Regions from separate parts of the Mus musculus genome. Here region 2 is linked to region 1. A link is a contact called in ENCODE Hi-C data. All regions are on one chromosome and are shown on one strand. Each heading gives the region's core, a stretch centred on a gene start or an enhancer-like site at or near the end of the contact. The rest is flanking DNA. Distances are from core to core; before and after follow the strand shown. Region 1 holds the start of Glud1 (glutamate dehydrogenase 1). Region 2 holds the start of Ghitm (growth hormone inducible transmembrane protein).

Region 1 (3,421 bases), core at 433-2,932:
AGGTCTAGTCCTGCAATTCTCAACCTGTGGGTCCCCCGTAACCCCTGAAGGGGTTGCATATCAAATATCCTGCCTATTAGATATTTACATAACTACTCCTAACAGTAGCAAAATTACAGTTATGAAGTTGCAATGAAATGAATCACTGTTCTAGTCTAACCTCTGCTCACTTGCCAATTCAACCTCCATCAAGACTCCTACTCAATACATTAAGTTTAAGCAACAGAAAAAAGGTGGTTTTTCTTTTAATAGTCTTTTTTTTTTTTAAAGCACCTTTAACGCTGTATGATTGTGTACTGTAGTGGAGAGAAAATGAAAAACGTATTTTTCTTCCCTAAAAAAAGGCTGTAAGCCAATCTACACACATCCCAAAAGTTTAAACCACAGGATACCCTGGTAACTACCAAATCTAACTGATTCAACTCCCTAAGGACTCTACCTTTTGCCTAGGCTCAATTCTGGTACTAGCCAGGACAAGAACACACCCCCAGGGCTATTTCATTCTATTGGCTGGCAGGCAGTTCTGTAGTCTACACCCTTTAGATTTAATGTCAGGTCGCCCTGTTTGTCAGAGACCTTACTCTGCTCGATATTTTACATTTTCCAAGGGGAGAAAAGAGGCACAACACAAAAAGCCATCAGTGTAAAATTATAATAATTTAGAAGATTAGTAAGCTGCGCTGGTTAATCAAACTTTCAAGATTCCAACTCCAAAAAGAAGATAATTTTTCTCTGTTCTTGTATCGTCGGCTGCTGGCGTTAAGGGTTCACGGTCTATGACATGACAGGCACCGAGGCTAAAGAAAAGCTGTACAGTGTCCTCAGTGAAGTCAGCATCAACACAAGCAGAGGCTTGGGGTGAAGACTTGCCCAGTAAAAAGGCTGGCATATTACGTGGTAGTTTTAGGGCGGAAAAAAAAAATCAGTATCCTCTAAGGCTGCCACACCCGAGGCGGGGGAGCCCGAAGCGGGGCACGGCCTGCAGAACTGGGCTGGGCCGAGTAGCGGCCCGGGCTACGGGAGTCTGGAGGGGAGGGAGGACAGAAAGGGGCCGGAGGGCGCTCACCTCCCTTGCAGGGCGTGCGGTGCTGGCTGTGCTGGGCCCGGTAGCCTTCGATGACCTCCCAGGAGCCGTCGTCGCGCCGGATGGGGAAGGAGAGGCTCAACACATGGTTGCAGGGCTTGATGATCCTCAGGATGCCGCGCACCCGGTTCCGCTTCTGCTCCTCGCTCTCCCGGGTCTTCAGGTCTTCCACCAGCTTGTCCTCTACGATGCTGGCGCCGCGGTCGAAGAAGCCCTCCACCATCTTGAAGAAGTTGGGGTCGTCTTCGCGGTCGGCGGCCGCTTCGCTGTAGTGGCGCCGGGCGACCGGCGTGAGCCCGGGTTGCGGGGCGGCGGAGGGCTGTCCGCGGGCCCAGCCCAGCAGCGCGGCTGAGTCTGCAGCCGCAGAGCCCAGGGCAGCGGGCCCGGCGCGGGACAGCAGCAGCGCTTCGCCCAGACGGCGGTACATGGCGGCGGCGGCGGGCTGAGGCGAGTGCGGCGGGAGCTGTAAAGACCGGAGCTCGCAGGCCTGGACCGCGGGGAGGAAGGGCTGGGCGCGAGCTGCCCTTTTAAGCCGCGGCTTCCTGCTTGTCTGGCTGTCCCCTCCCCTGCGCCGCTTGTCGCCCCACCGGGAGGACGGACTTCGGCGGCCGCGCGCCGCCCAGGGCGCTGGGCCTCGCCTCCGCCGCGGCCTTGCCCGGCCTCCAGGCGGCGGCGCGTGCGGCTGCGGCGGCGGGGGGCGCGCCTTTGCAGATGGGCTTGGTGCGCATGCTCGCGGGCGGGGGCGGGGCTAGCGTGGACGCGCGCGGGCTGCGGCCCGGAGGCCTGGGCTCCTGAGAGCGGTCGGACGCGGCCGCGGCCCGGAAGGTCGGTCCCGTGTGCACGCGCGGCGGCCTGGGAGGTGGAAGCGGACTGCAGGGAGGCCTCGCTGGCTGGCCAGCAGCCCCGGCCGCATGAGTCACCAGGCCCCTCCTTTCCGCCTTGGGCCGGAACGGTGTGCGGATCCGCTGCGCGGCCGGCCGGAGAGTGACGCCGCGCCGAAGCCGAAGAGGCGCGGGGCAAATCCCGACTCATCCCGAATCCGACTGTTGAGGAACCGGGAAAGCAAGAAGCCTCAGGACAGGAGGGAGGCCCTGACCCCACAGGCCTTTACTTTGCACAAGGTTTTAATTTGTTGTAGGCAACTTCAGCGATTTTGAGGTAAAACAGTTATGCAAAGCATTGTTGACTCTTTCGCGTGCCACTTTATTTTACCTTTTTTTTTTTTTGAAAAGTCAGGGCCCCTGTAGCCCAGGCTTGCCCAGAACTCATGGGAACTTGCCTGCTTCTGCTCCCCCAGCCCACTCCCCTGAGTGCTAGGATTACAGGCTTGAGTCAGCACACCCGCACATAGTTGTAACTCCACCATTGACTGAGTGTGTGCCCCTCTTTTGGAATCACGTCCTAAAGTAAACTAGAAATATAATGTCTCAGTATATATATTTAATTTCTGCGACTCACTTTATGGATCAGGCTGGCCTTGTCTGAGTGCCTGAGTGCTTAGATTAAAGGAATGTGACATCCTGTGTGTGTGTGTGTGTGTATATACACACACACATATATATACACACATATATATACATATATATATACATACACATATTATTTAAATGGTCTAGGATCTGATTACTAAGTTATAATTTTCACAATGGTAGCCAGGCTTGAGTGCTACACTCTGGGAACCCCAGAACCTGAGAGGTGGGGGCAGGAGGATAGAGTTTGATTCCAGCCTGGGCAACATGAGATACTCATTTTTCTCAAACAAAGCTACAAGAAAATCCAGTTGAACACACACACACACACACACTAACATCCTTTAAGTCAAGCTACCTATCACGTGCCACATTACTAGTAAAATCACCCCAGAGTGCCTTGGCGATTTTGTAAACCCTTGGACTTTGTGACACTATTCATCTCTTACATGACTTTATTCATCTACTAAGCATGAAAGAGAAATTCTTAGTTCTTAAAATGTTTTGTACACGTGAAGTGACAACCTAGACCAGTTAAGTTGCATTCATTTATCTCAGCGAACTCTAAAGCAATATTGAGCTTTCCTTCCCAGTGACTTATATCTTATCTTATTTGCTGAGTGATAACCGTTAACTGTATTTATTATGTATTAATATTAATTACATCAATATAAACAGTGGTTGATATAATAAAATATAGTTATATTTGTAATAAACAATAAATGATAACCATTAATTATATTTGTATTGTGTTTTTTTAGCAAAAAAGATTCTCCGGCCTGCAGCATGATTTTGGCTTGATGTGAAAAGATTAAGGTACCAAATTTCCTTTTCACTTGATAATATTATCACTCTATGATTTTATATT
Region 2 (3,421 bases), core at 589-3,088, 2.8 Mb before region 1:
GCAGCAGAATACTGACTTCCAGGCAGCTAGGACTAGGGTATCAAAGCCCATGCCCACGGTGACACATCTATTCGAACAAGGCTACACCTCCTAATAGTACCACTCCCTGGAACAAACACATATAAACCATCACACATACTTTTTTATTTATTAACAAAAATAGTTTGCTATACCGATCTACTTTCACTTTGCTTGTGTATTCCTTTGTGCAACACTGGAAGTATTCTTGGTTTGATTCTATCAAAAGTTGTAGGAGGGTGCTCTTTCATGGATACCAAGAAATAACCTCTTGGGCTGAAAAGATGGCTCAAGCACTAAAGGTCAGGCTCCTAACCAAAAATAAAAGAGACATGTCTCTTATTGTAATAAATTATTTTCCACTGAGGCATTTCAGTAGCCTTCACACACACACACACACACAATAAAATAAAATAAAATAAAATAAAATAAATAAAAACCTTCACAAGAAGAGTGGTTTGTATGTATTCTGTTACTCAAGTGGAGCCTGAAGCTTGACAACAAACAAACAAAAATGTCATTGAAAAGTCAAAAGGTAAAAAAGAAAAAGAAAGAAAGAAAGAAGAGAAAAGAAAAAAGAAAAAAAAGAGAAAAGGAAAGGAAAGGAAAGGAAAGGAAAGGAAAGGAAAGAAAAACTCGGAAATAAACCCCTCTAGATCTCACCATCAGTAGTACACTCAAGAAGCAGGTTGGCTCTAATTTAAAAAAAAAAAAAATGCCACATTTGGTAGGAATGTTTTTATGGCAATTAGAAAAAATGTGTTATTCAATTTTGACACTATGCCCCACCCCCAGCCCCTGCCGCAGACTAGGTCTGTCTTACTCTGGCCATTCTGAAACTCACTACTATATAGACCATTGGCGTTATTTTCTGGCTAAACGCCCAAAACAAGAAACTCAACCAATGATTGTTTAACTATCCATCTAACTTCTAAAAGTTCCTAAAATTAAGGCTTAGTTTTCAGTACATACAAAAAAAAAATTGATCATAAGTTATAAAAACATAAACTTTATTAAAATGCTCAAGTTAATTTTGTGTATTGATATGTTCATACATGAGTTCATGTAGCATAATAGCTAAAGCAAAGTAGTGAAAATGCCTAGGTGGGTTCTGTCATTCCATAAATACAAAAGATTTGGTCCTGGCCTTATAATTAATTCAAAGTAAATTAATATATGCAGAACTCACTAAACCAGTATCAAATCCCTTAACATTTGCATAATGAATGAAAAGGAGAGCGCGTCAAGTACCTCTCACATAGCTCAAGACACCCTGCCTAGCCACAGCCCCAGCAGTGATAAAAATTAAGCAGTTAACGAAAGTCTGACTAAATTATACCTCTAAGGGTTAGTTAATTTCGTGCCAGCCAACGCGACTAGACGATTAACCCAAACTAATTACTCTCGGCGTAAAACGTGTTTTAAGAATGACTCTTAAATAGAACAAAATCCAATTTAAATGTGAAAATTCATTGTTAAACCTAAATCCAATAACAAAAGTAATTCTAAGCTGGCCTAGAGCTCACAGCGATCTACCTGCCTCCCCAAAAAGTGGGACTTAAGGAGTGCGCTGCCAACCAGTCCAACTCCCTTTTTCGCCCCCACACCTATTGGCAGCGAGTGCGCACAACGCACAACGCAGATGCCCAAAGCGTTTGCCAGTGTCGGCTTCCTTACTCGGACCCAGAAAGGACGCTGACTGTGACGTTTTCGAAACACAAACTTCCATTGGTCCGGTCTCCAAACCAAGCCCCGCCTTCGCCACTGCGCCCGCCCTTCCGTTAGAAGCCTGCTCTCGATTGGCTGCTTGTACTATTTACCTTTTGTCCGGATATTGCGTGACGCTGTGAGTCGCGCGGTTGCGGAGGAGCGGGCAGAGGGAGGTCGCACACTCTGAGTTTCGGTGACCCGGAAGGGAGCCCCGTGGTAGAGGTGACCGGAGCTGAGGTACTGCCTCGCGAGGCCTGAGAATTCCAGTCCTTGTGACGGGCGTCGGCACAGCGGGATCTGGGCTGGCTGCTACGGGCGGGGCGGGAAGGCCGGGCTCGTCCTCGCTCTTCATCTCCCTGGGCAGAGGGATGCTGAGTCAGCCGCTCGGGGACCCGCGCGGGGGCCCTAGCTGTCGGCGATCGGGTGCCGTGGGGGTGGTGCGTGGACGCGGAGGCAGCGGGCTAGCGGTGAGAGGGGAGGACCGGGCGCATCCGAACACTCAAGCTCAAGGAAGCGTTAGGAAGGGTCGCCACTAGTTCGTAGAGACCCAGCCCAGGAGCCGGTTTCAGACGTCCAGAATCTGCACTTAAATATATGGCAGATAACCCTCTTGGCTGTTCCACGACATAAGGCCACGCAGACTAGGTAGGCTCTGTTCGGGTCAGTAAGCTGAAGCCATAGGTTGAGATGATGTAATGGCATGAAAGTACCAAAAGGGCTCCGGGTTTTTTCCGCAAGGTCAGATGCCTAGAGCTGTGTGCACTTCGTAGTTCCGGAAATTCTTAACTTTGGAGGTGCTAGTTAAAACTTCTTTACATTCCTATAGTTTTAGGGTAATTCATGGGCGATTTCAAAGTCCCATTTTGGCCAAGTTTTCTTGTATTTAAATATTTTACAAATGGGGAGAAAGCGGAAATACAAATCACTTGCCTAAAATTCATCACAACTCATTGACCAGAAATGTGCCTTTAGCATCGCAGAAAGGCGTGTACTTAACTATTTATCGATATAGTCTAACTGGAACTGAGACAATTCAATTTTAGAATGTTGGGGGCAGGGGTTACCCTATTAAGAATACCAGAAGGTGTTTTAACAGGGAAACCTAGCAGGGCAATTTTGTTTATTTTGATTGAATGTTATGTAGTGGAATAATTTAATTTGAATGTATCTGTCGTATCTTAAAGGGAAGTAACATCTGACCTACTTGGTAGACATTTGCATGCCTGGCTTTTGTTCATGGTTTTTAGTCTCGAGTGGTTTAGTTATCTTTTCTCTGGATGATGTTTTTCTTGTGCTGAAATGTCACACAGATTCTTTTACTTTTACTCATTGAATGATGGAGTAAATATCAGGCCAAGCTATGTTTGTAAAATCTGTGATTGTGTCAACATAATAACATTGATTCTGTATTACATATATCTGGTCAAACTTGGATTTATATCATTGGCTGCCCATTCTAAACTAGATTTGTTGAGTCAGAAGGAACAAGGGAAGGATACAGCATTAAAAATTAATGAGGCCACTGTTCTGATTTTTTTCTTCTATTTAAATTAAGTTTCTTCTGATTTTGGCTACTATGTTTCCTTCTTAATTAACTAAATTTTTCCCCCCTCTACCTTTCTAACTAGCATTTCAGATCTGCTTAGTAAACCGGTGTATCGCCCACCATGTTGGCTGCAAGGCTTGTGTGTCT

The links. A loop is a pair of places that touch in the nucleus more often than their neighbours do.
Region 2: a loop to region 1 is called in a map of T-helper 1 cell, with 7 times the contacts of the local background. The contact joins the promoter of Ghitm here to the promoter of Glud1 in region 1. A Hi-C loop is called at or near these places in 2 of 37 maps with a recorded cell type or tissue (T-helper 1 cell and T-helper 2 cell).

Annotation. Positions count from the first base shown.
Region 1 is chr14:34,308,988-34,312,408 of GRCm38, reverse strand. It overlaps Glud1 (glutamate dehydrogenase 1), which reads right to left and starts at 1,682. Exons shown (of 13, transcript NM_008133.4): 1 at 1,067-1,682. The coding sequence starts at 1,511. Shld2 (shieldin complex subunit 2) reads left to right here and starts at 1,892. Exons shown (of 10, transcript NM_001360074.1): 1 at 1,892-2,242; 2 at 3,315-3,369.
Region 2 is chr14:37,133,739-37,137,159 of GRCm38, reverse strand. Ghitm (growth hormone inducible transmembrane protein) reads left to right here and starts at 1,838. Exons shown (of 9, transcript NM_078478.5): 1 at 1,838-1,965; 2 at 3,357-3,421. The coding sequence starts at 3,396.